Regions from separate parts of the Homo sapiens genome. Here region 1 is linked to region 2. A link is an interaction called in ENCODE POLR2A ChIA-PET data of the cell type or tissue named here. Cell type or tissue: PC-3. All regions are shown on one strand. Links, peaks and the distances in the headings refer to the core of each region. The heading gives the core; the rest is flanking DNA.

Region 1 (5,391 bases), core at 189-5,188, 240 kb before region 2:
ACTTTGTATTCTCCTTTGAGAAGCTAAAATCCTATCATTTTAGTATATGACATGATTTCTAGTTAGCAATGGAAGATTAAACAGATGCACATATTTCCACTCCTTCCCCAAACATCCATGAAATAATGAGTATTTTTTATAAAAATGCTCAATTCTATAAGGATAAAAACCAAACAGAGTTGGAGATCATAGTGAGAACATGTTGGAAGCTGAAAAGGATGGAAGAGAGAGAAACTTCTGATTATCAGACCAAATAAAACTAAAATGCTGAGAAGCGATTGGATTTTTGTTGTTCAACTTCAGAAAACATAAGGACTGGAGTCACCAGTTACCCCTGGGCCTGGGGTAAAATTGAGGCTAAAAATAGATGAATTGATTAAAATGTGTTTAAGAATTAGTAAGACCTCAGATCCCCTCCCTGGCTTTGAGAAACTGGGCATCTGCCCAGTGGCGTGCTGGCAAATACTTAACAACTAGGTCTCAAAATAGTTGTGATTTGTGGTATTTGCCAATTTCTGTGGAGTAAATACCACCATCATGGCCAATGTCAAGCTACTGCATGACATCACTGAATGCAGAGTTGGGAAGAGATGTGAGTAGCACACCTCGTGTAGTAGAAATACAATATGCAAGTGACCTCAAAAGCATAAAACATAGTATAATAACTAGTAAGTGATGAATTTCTTTGTGTTTATTACCTTTGTTTTAATATAAATTTATTTAACTGCATATTTGTATAATTTACTTTTAAATAATGACAGTGTTTAACAATCAGCATGACAACTTCCAAAAATTTAACAACCTGCTCTTGTGAGCTGGAGGACAAATTGACTCCTATAAACTACCACAGTAGTTTCTTCTCCATTCTGGCAAGACTGGATATTTATTACTGTAAGTTTAAAATAAAGGGTCTCTGGAGTTGGAAAAAAAAAACAGGCAGAATTAAAGGCAGAGTCTTTCAACCTAAAAAGTTAGAATGAAATGGAAGTTCATAAGTGAATTTAGAAATTTCCTAGTTCTTATTTCCCATTCGGCTCCTGTTACACTGGAAGCCAGACACATTCCCTCTTGGTAAGAGACTGGAAGCATCTTTTCTGGGAAAATTGACCCACTGAAAGAGTGGACAAACTCTAAAGGTTTTGACATTGAGAGTCCACAAGGAAACACACTAGGTAGATCAGTCTGTTGCAAGGACCATAGTTAACAAGCCCCATCTATGTGAACAGGGCTTCAAATCAGCACTTTTAGTGATGCAAACGTAAGCATCTTTCAGGGTTCACAAAGTATTTTGGTGAAGCAAATAATGTAAAAGAGAAACACACACACATACACACACACAGAGACAGAAAATTGCTACTTGGAGGAGACAAAGTATGCATGGAGAGGAAACTTTTTAAAGCAATCATCTACCATAAATAACTTCAGACAGATAAGAGAAAATAGTATATGAATGGAACAAGAAGAGGATACTGGTAAGAGAGAAAGAAAAACTGGCAGAGCACAAAACCAGCTCTTGGAAATGAAATGAAAAATATTATAGCAGAGTGAAAAACTCAATTAAGATATGGAATTGAGAAAATCTTCTAGAACATTGAACAAATGGCTAAATATTCAAAAGTAAAAAAAAAATAGTTAGAAAATGAGAGTGTTCATCCAAGATATTCAATAGAAAAAGAGAAGATCCATAGAAGGGGGTCATTAAAGAAAAATCCAAGAAAACTTCCCAGAATTGAAGGACAATGTTTCCAAATTATAAAGGCCCAGTAAGGGCCCAACATAGTGATGAATTAGATCCACTAATGAAGGCATTTGATCATGAAATTTTAGAATACTGGGCAAGCTTCAAGGGGAAATATATTTCTATTCAAAGGATTAAGAAGCAGAATGACTTTATATTTCTTCGAGCTAAAAAAAAGCTGAGCAGTGTCCTCAAAATTCTCAAGAAAAATGAATTTCCCAACATAGAATTCCGAGCCCAATAAAATTGTCACTGATTGTGATGATAGACCGAAGACATTTCTGATAGTTTAGCTCTCAAAAATTTTACCTACTTTACACGCCTTCTCTGAAATGTAATAAAGGATGTGCATCACCAAATAAGAGGGAGGAGGGGGTCAAGAAAGTGGGATCCGGATGAGCTGAATCAAGAGTGAGGTGACAAGAAAACTCAGGTTAACAGGCAGGAAGTGTCAAGCTTCAGGAGCTCCTGATCCTGACTGAAGCAAAGCCAGTATCTTTGGGAGTGACTTCATGTAGATGAACTTGATAGCATACCTACTAGGTATGAATAAATGTATTGAGAGGAAAGCGTCTGGAGTAAGTACATACACAACTAATTACCTAAAACAGAAATGAACACAAAAACAACAGCTGCTAACAATCAGAAAACAAAATGCTCTTCAGAAAAGGACAATTACTCATAATGTACTGCATGGATTGGCTATGAAGGACATTTATAGAGTCATAACAATGTGAGCATTCAGTAATGATCTCACCACATTTGATATTTCATAGAACTGGGAGGAAGACATAGATGGGAAGTCTGTGTGTTTGTTTGTGTGTATATGAATGTGTGTGTAGTAGGAGTGGCAGGAAGGGGAAAGAGGGCTGAATCATTTTCTTCTATAGTAGCAAGTAAATAGATAATTCCTAAACAGAAAACAAACAGTAGCAATATAAATATGTTAGTCAGATATAGGAGACAGAAAAAAAAATCATCCCCCACAATTAAAAGTGGTTATTTCTAGGGTGCAGAATTTGGGTCCAGAGTGGGAAACTGCTGTTGTAACAAGCCTTATGGAATGGTTTGACTCTTTGTACAATCTTCACATATAACTTTGCTAAAAACAAAACCCAAATTAAACTGTATATTGTGATACTGAAAGGCATTACTGACAAAATGCGTGACAAGAGATAGTTGTATATAAGATGTAAGTACGTTAAGACACTGAGAGGAAGTGGAAAGCCTTTGGAACATATTTTTGATGCTTCTGAATAAAGCTGCAGTCTTTCCTTTTTTCTTGAGATGGAGTTTCACTCTGTAGCCCAGGCTGGAGTGCAGTGGTGCGATCTCTGCTCACTGCCACCTCCACCTCCTAGGTTCAAGTGATTCTTGTGCCTCAGCCTCTGGAGTAGCTGTGATTACAGGGGGCGCTACCACACCTGGCTAATTTTTATTTTTATTTTATTTATTTATTTATTTATTTATTTATTTATTTATTTATTTATTTTGTGATGGAGTTTTGCTCTTGTTGCCCAGGCTGGAGTGCAATGACACAATCTCGGCTTACTGCAACCTCCACCTCCAGGGTTCAAGTGATTCTCCTGCCTCAGCCTCCCAAGTAGCTGGGATTACAGGCGGGTGGCACCATACCCAGATAATTTTGTATTGTTTTAGTAGAGATGGGTTTTCACCATGTAGGTCAGGCTAGTCTCGAACTCCTCACCTCAAGTGATCACCCACCCCAGCTTCCCAAAGTGCTGGGATTACAGGCATGGGCCACCGCACCCAGCCCTGGCTAATTTTTGTATTTTTGGTAGAGATGGGATTTCACAGTGGTGGCCAGGCTGGTCTCGAACTTCTGGCCCGAAGTGATCTGCCCACCTCAGCCTCCCAAAGTGCTGTGATTGCAGGTGTGAGCCACTGCACCCAGCCCAGTCTTTCCTTTTGAAAAATGTGTTGTGTTATATTTAATTAAAATGTATTCAAGTGTAATTTATGGATAAATTGAAAAACATTCTGGAGCAAATAAAGATGCAAAAGGATATGTATAATGTGACACCATTTATGTAAAATCTCCAAATGCAAAATGGTATAATTTATTGGTTATACAGTGTAATTTTAAAAATCTCTATTAGACTGATCTCCTACCTTGGATGTGTGGTATTATGTGATGAAGGAGGGAGATAAAAGGTGTGGGAAGTGAGGTGCTAGCTATATCAAATTCTTTTTGTTTCAAAGACAGTGCACGAAGGGAGAAAAGAAGGTTGAGTCAAATATTACAAAATGCTAAAATCTACAATATTGAGTAGTAGTTATATGGATGTCTATTATTTTTTGTAATTATCTGCATCTTTGAAATGTCTTATAACTTAACAAAGGAATAAATGAGGACTGGTAGTCAACAAGCTGTTATCCTAAACCTGGAGAGTGGGGACACATAGACATTAAAATTTTTTTCCTTTTATTTATAAAAATAATTTTAAAAATTGATTCTGAGTCTGATGACATATAATTACTATAACAATCAATTTTATTGAAAATGTTACTACTTTTGCCTTCATATTGTTTGAGGACACAACATTAAACATAAACTAAACTTTGAATATGGATATTCAAGGTTTAGTGCCCCATGGCCCTTACCTGGAAGACAAATTAGAGCAAAATTAATGAGTATATGATTTTGTGTAACAGACAATTCAATTCAATAAGTAGTTATGAAATTCCTACTTTATAAGAGACAAGACAGAAAAATAGCAATGAGCAATCAGGGTTCTGTTTCCCAACATGATTTCCACTCTGGGAAAGGATGAAGTAGAAAGTAATTGTTAGGTGAGCGCCCTAGAATCAGATAATGGGGTTGAGTTAGCTGAGTTATTTAATTCTATGAAAGTTAATACTGAATTTTGGATGAGTTATTAAGCCTCTCTATGCCTCAGTTTCCTTAATGTAAAATAGCAACAAGAATACTATACACCTCACAGGATTATTGCCATCAAATTAGCAAATTCAGATCAAAATACATGTTTCTGTGCCTGGCATAGAATTATGGTAAATTCTCAGTAAATGTTAGTGTGATTGAAAATTGTGAAGACATTAGCATCACCACCCTCGGGAGAATACATCATTTAAGACACGATGGTTCAGCTAGAGAAACAGATGTACACAGCTTTACGTGAGGAAGAATTCTTTTTTTCGGGACTGAGAAATTCCAAGAAACTCCCTAATGAAATTTAAGCTTGGAATTACAACTTAAGTCAGCTTCATGGACTAGCAATTTCTTAAGACATCAGCACCTTTCTTAGAGGGGAAAAGTCTGTGCCCGCCTTGCTCAGATTCACTCAGATCTTGGCCTTTCTTCAGCAGCAGAGACAGATAAAGTCCCACCATGGAGCCAGCCAAAAAGTGAGCATGAATCCCCAGATTGAAGGCCTTTTTACCTCTGGAAGACTTGTAAAATGAAGCCAGGGAATAGAAAAACAAATTAAGTTGTGGTTTGAATATGTCACTGAAATGCTATGTGGACAACAAAACTTCATGGTGGGGACATCAGAGAGATAAATTTCATAGTGCCTGGACATTCATTCATTCATCAAGTGTTTAGTGAGCACTTAACTATCTGCTTCCCAACAAGCATGATGTCAGGGACACAATAGTGAACAGACAAAAGT
Region 2 (5,391 bases), core at 338-5,337:
TGTTTGGTTTAAATTAAACCCAACAGAGGGACGCTGAATTCCAAAAAAGTCGTTGATGATCATTGTGGAATAGTGTTCTCTCATAATTTATTTCAAATTTTAGATTAGCGTACAATTGGATTCAGAAAAGAAGTGCAGGACATAGTCTATAAAGTAATAACACATATCTGTGTTGCTCATTTTAAAAATGGATTTGCGGCTGGGTTTTATTTGAAGATAAACGTAAGCATGTCTTTTAGGATGAAAATATGTATTATACACTTAATTATTTTAATGCTTTCAACATTCTAGTGAGAGTTATAAAATACTGCCACTTCTGCATAAAGAAATTAAGATTTTTATCTAGAGTCCTAATAAATATTTCTCAAGTGAAATTTTGAGGAAATGCAGCAATGTAAGTGGAATCAAGCAACTGTTTTATGTTACTTTTTATACTAAAATCACTGATTTGAGGGCCATATAGGCATATTTTGGCATACTCAGAATTAAAGGCAGAGTTACTTGAGCTGTTAAGCCTAATGCCATTGCCTATTATGAATATTACAAAAAAGCAATCACTTTTTCTGTTATCCAACTGACATTTCCTTCATGAGTATAACTTCACTGAATTTGACATCTGCAAAGCATATTTGATGTTAGATAATACTTTCCAATTATAATGACATGGTAATTTGCTAGCATTGGAAGTATTATAGAATACTACCTCATGATACCTAATCTTCCTCTGTTTTATTTGTGGGGCTCTCTTAAATTGAATAAAGACTTTGTGGCTCTCTTGTGTAAACCGCTTCACTCAAACCTTACTCAGTAACAAATTTATTTTACAGACATAGAATGGGCTTCAAAGCTCAGTACAATCAGTAGCTTGATGATGTTGCCGAGGACCTGGGATGCTTCCCTCTCACCTCGTGGCCTCAGCATCCTGAGTCTGGTTATTTTCGTGGCCACAGATGAATGCCAATAGCCACTGCGGCCACATGCTTCCCTGTTCATGAAAAAAACTGGTTTTTTTTTCTACCACCAAGACAATTTAGAATACTTGCACACCCCTGGATCAATAAGAGTCACTAGAAGAATGCCAACACACTGATTACCTGAGGCTAATGAGTTATATGCCCTTGGAGTTGGGGTTAAGCACCTCGCCCTGGATCATGTTGAAGAAGAGTGAATATTGAAGAAGAGTGAATATCTGAATACAATTAGCATTCTTTTAACGACGGAAAAGCTTAGAAGATGGAAGGCATTAGGTATCAATAGACTATGTACAATATTCTTTCTAACGAAGAATGGATACTTCAGTTCCTCAGTTCCTGGAACTCTTGATACTTTTATATAACTTGATCTTATGAATGAATTGCTTGGTAGGAAGATGGTTGTTGGAATACCAGCCAGACAGTAGTCCCCCTAAAAACTGGTAATGCCATTTTTAGTGAAAATGTGATAGTTTCTCGTTGGTTTTCAAATAAACTTTTTTGGTCCTTTTATGGATAGTCAGATGAACTTGTTTACCCATGTCTCTGGGTCTAAAATGAAAATAAGATTAACAGAAGGCTTTACAATCATCGTTCTTCTTGAAATCGGTAAACATTCTCTTCTGGGATTCTCAGTGGTGTAACAGGCCAGATTTAGCACCGGTTATCAGAACATAAAAGTCAACAAAGGCTGGGCGCGGTGGCTCACACCTGTAATCCCAGCACTTTGGGAGGCCGAGGCAGGCGGAACACGAGGTCAGGAGATCGAGACCATCCTGGCTAACACGGTGAAACCCCTTCTCTACTAAAAATACAAAAAAAATTAGCCGGGCATGGTGGCGGGTGCCTGTACTCCCAGCTACTCGGGAGGCTGAGGCAGGACAATGGCGTGAACCCGGGAGGCGGAGCTTGCAGTGAGCCGAGATCATGCCACTGCACTCCAGCCTGGGTGACAGAGCGAGACTCCATCTCAAAAAAAACAAAAACAAAAACAAATGGCAACAAAGTTTGGGGAGAAAACACGTAACTTAAGAGAAAGTAATGCTAAATCTTAATTTAAAATATAATAAACCTATCACATTGGAATAAAATACTTACACCAAAGGCCACTTAAGTCCACATATCAAGTTTACTCTGTACCTTACCTCCCACACACACTCTCCTGCCCTTAAACCGATATGTGCAATCATCCTTTTCTCTGTTAATCAGAGAAAGATTATACATTTGATCTCTGTTAGCCCGTCAGTGGAATCTTGAGATGCACAACAAATTAAATATATAATCTTTCAAAATAAAATTAACTTTTCAAAGAAGTTCAGTAATTTTCCTTACACCGTAAGGCAACCTGCTAGTAACCACAACCTCCAGGTGAGTGCCTTGGAATTTTACTCTGACCTTCTCCATCAAGAGTGGATCCTGCCTAGAAACATAAAACAAGCGCATTAGAGATCCCACACAATGATGTTTATTCACTGAAGAAATAAAGCCTTTTTTAAAAGACTATTTTTTACCAGATTGTCTCTCTTAGCAGGTGATACTTCTCCTCTTGAGCTCAGGTATCAACCTGTAGTGAAGCTTTAAGGAAGTCTAGTGAGAACTCGACCTTGGTCTCATTTCTTGCACTAACATGTATCTACTGCACTTACCTCTAACATTGCCACTTATTCTGACATATCCCATCAATATAAAAAAACTGAGTGAAGTGTACTGCATCCATTCTTCAGTGTGACTGGTATGTCACAACATTTGAGTTTCCCTGATTTGTGTAGGGGTTTCTGAGTTCTTTTTCATTTTTTTTCCCTATGTGATACCATTTTGGGCTAGGGAAAAATCTACTCATTGGTAGCAGGTGAAATCCGGAGCTAGGAAGATATAAAATAGCTCACTTGGCGGCATTCATACTTGAGACGATAGTGAGATGATGCTAATTAATCCCTTACCATAAGTCAGACCTGGTGTGCCCAAGTGTTGTCGTCATCTTCCATCAAAGCCAAGGTAAGCACTGTATTACCTCTCCTTCATTCGATGAGGAGTCTCAGACTTAGAGGAGTAAAATAGCTGCCTGACATAGCACATCTCAAACCTGCTAATATTGGTGTCTCCTGCTGGTGCTGGAAGTGTGTACATTTGTGGTTTTGTGTGGAAGACTACGGATTTCTGTTTCTTCCATGTAGTGAAATATATGGCCAGTGACCTATTGTCAAGGTGAGAGTTTAGAACCATACTTATATCATCTCTGACCTAATTGTAAAAGCATAGGATATTTTCTTAGACCAACATTATATTTGCCAAAATCCTAAGAAATTTTAGTGTGTATTTTGTTCAGAGAAGATAAAAAATTGTTTACTTTGAGTTCATATTGTTTGTGTGTGTGTGTGTGTGTGTGTGTGTGTATGTGTGTGTGTATGTGTATGTGTCCTTTTTTTTTTTTTTTTAGATGAAGTCTTGCTCTGACACTCAGGCTGGAGTGCAGTGGCATGATCTTGGCTCATTGCAACCTCTGCCTTCCAGGATCAAGCGATTCTCCTGCCTTAGCCTCCCAAATAGCTGGGACTACAGGCATGCACCACCACGCCCAGCTAATTTTTGTATTTTTAGTAGAGACGGGGTTTCACCATGTTGGCCAGGCTGGTCTTAAACTCCTGACCTCAAGTGATCTGGCTGCCTCAGTCTCCCAAAGTGCTTGGATTACAGATGTGAACCACATACAGATACCATGTATGTGTATCTTTAAGCTGAGTACACATTCTCTCTAGAGATTCTCAGTGGAGTACCAAGAAATAAAGAGAACTGCTAAATTGGATAGATAATTATAAGGCACAGCTTCTGCCCTAAATGAGCTTACTCTCTATAGAAAAGGCAAGGGCAAGATGCACTCAGACAAATTTAATTTTAAGGAACATAAATACCATGGAGTTAAGGGGAGGAAGGATAAAACTTAGGGTCATATAATAATAACCATAAATCATTTTGATCACTTCTGTGCTAATGACTGTGCTGAGTTCATTATTTGAATTCATAATGAATTTGCCATATCATTCATATAGTAGAGTTATGGAAGTTTCCACAAGTGGAGCTGGACCAGTTATGTGAATTCATCCAGTCAGACTCACATGGCCTCAGCCAGTCCACAATGTACCCTCCCCAAGATAGACTGACCTAATGACAAGGCCATTGAAAGCTCAAACATCCCAACTCACTAATACAGATGATAAAGGAACCCAGAGTACAGGAGGTCTCAGGTAAATATTGGTAGTGGGGAGTCAGGTAGATGGGTTCTACCTCTAAAACCTTGGATAGGATGCTAACTAAATAACTCACATTCTATATGGAATGAACATACCTCAACATAATAAAAGCCACATACTACAGACCCACAGTTAGTATCATACTGAATGGGAAAAAAACTGGAAGCTTCTTTTCAGTTTTTAGAAAGGAGGCCCACTTTCAGCATTGTTACTCAACATAGTACTGGAAGTCTTAGCGAGAGAGATCAGATGAGAAAGAAATAAAGAGCATCTAAATCGGAAAGGAAGAAGTCAAATTATCCTTGTTTGCAGATGATATGATCTTATATTTGGAAAAACCTAAAGACTCTACAAGAAAACTATTGGAACTGATAAGCAAATTCAGCAAGTTGCAGAACAAGAAATCAACATACAAAAATCAGTAGCATTTCTTTTTCTTTAATATACTTTAAGTTCTGGGATACATGTGCAGAACGTGCAGGTTTGCTGCACAGGTATACGCGTGCCATGGTGGTTTGGTGCACCCATCAACCCGTCATCTACATTAGGTATTTCTCCTAATGCTATCCCTCCCCTAGCCCCCCATCCCCTGACAGGCCCTGGTGTGTGATGTTCCCCTCCCTGTGTCCATGTGTTCTCATTGTTCAACTCCTACTTATGAGTGAGAACATGTGGTGTTCGGTTTTCTGTTCCAGTTTGCTGAGAATGATGGTTTCCAGTTTCATTCATGTCCCTGCAAAGGACATGAACTCATGCCTTTTATGGCTGCATAGTATTCCATGGTATATATGTGCCACATTTTCTTTATCCAGTCTATCATTGATGGGCATTTGGGTTGGTTCCAAGTCTTTGCTATTGTGAACAGTGCCGCAATAAACATATGCATGCATGTGTCTTTATAGTAGAATGATTTATAATCCTTTGGGTATTTACCCAGTAATGGGATTGCTGGGCCAAGTGGTATTTCTGGTTCTAGATCTTTGAGGAATCGCCACACTGTCTTCCACAATGGTTGAACTAATTTACATTCTCACCAACAGCGTAAAAGTGTTCCTATTTCTCCACATCCTCTCCAGCATCTGTTGTTTCCTGACTTTAATGATCGCCATTCTAACTGGTATGACATGGTATCTCATTGTGGTTTTGATTTGCATTTCTCATCATCAGTGATG

The links. ChIA-PET counts read pairs that join two places held together with the same protein. Peaks named below come from ENCODE experiments on the same cell type or tissue, not always from the same donor. Only the 100,000 strongest peaks of a DNase experiment are listed, where the experiment ranks them.
Region 1: POLR2A ChIA-PET joins it to region 2 with 24 read pairs; 2 of 35 experiments call an interaction of 5 or more read pairs at or near these places.

Annotation. Positions count from the first base shown.
Region 1 is chr10:51,101,516-51,106,906 of GRCh38, forward strand. All of the region lies in intron 1 of PRKG1 (protein kinase cGMP-dependent 1), which reads left to right. Among named protein-coding and RNA genes, the nearest start is that of PRKG1, 30 kb to the left of the region's middle. In PC-3, for the core only: a CTCF peak has its summit at 3,095; a DNase peak (open chromatin) is centred at 2,536; H3K4me3 peaks cover 944 bases; H3K27ac peaks cover 2,219 bases.
Region 2 is chr10:51,346,120-51,351,510 of GRCh38, forward strand. The region is part of intron 2 of PRKG1 (protein kinase cGMP-dependent 1); the gene reads left to right. Among named protein-coding and RNA genes, the nearest start is that of MIR605, 49 kb to the left of the region's middle. In PC-3, for the core only: no CTCF peak of the experiment used is centred there; no DNase peak of the experiment used is centred there.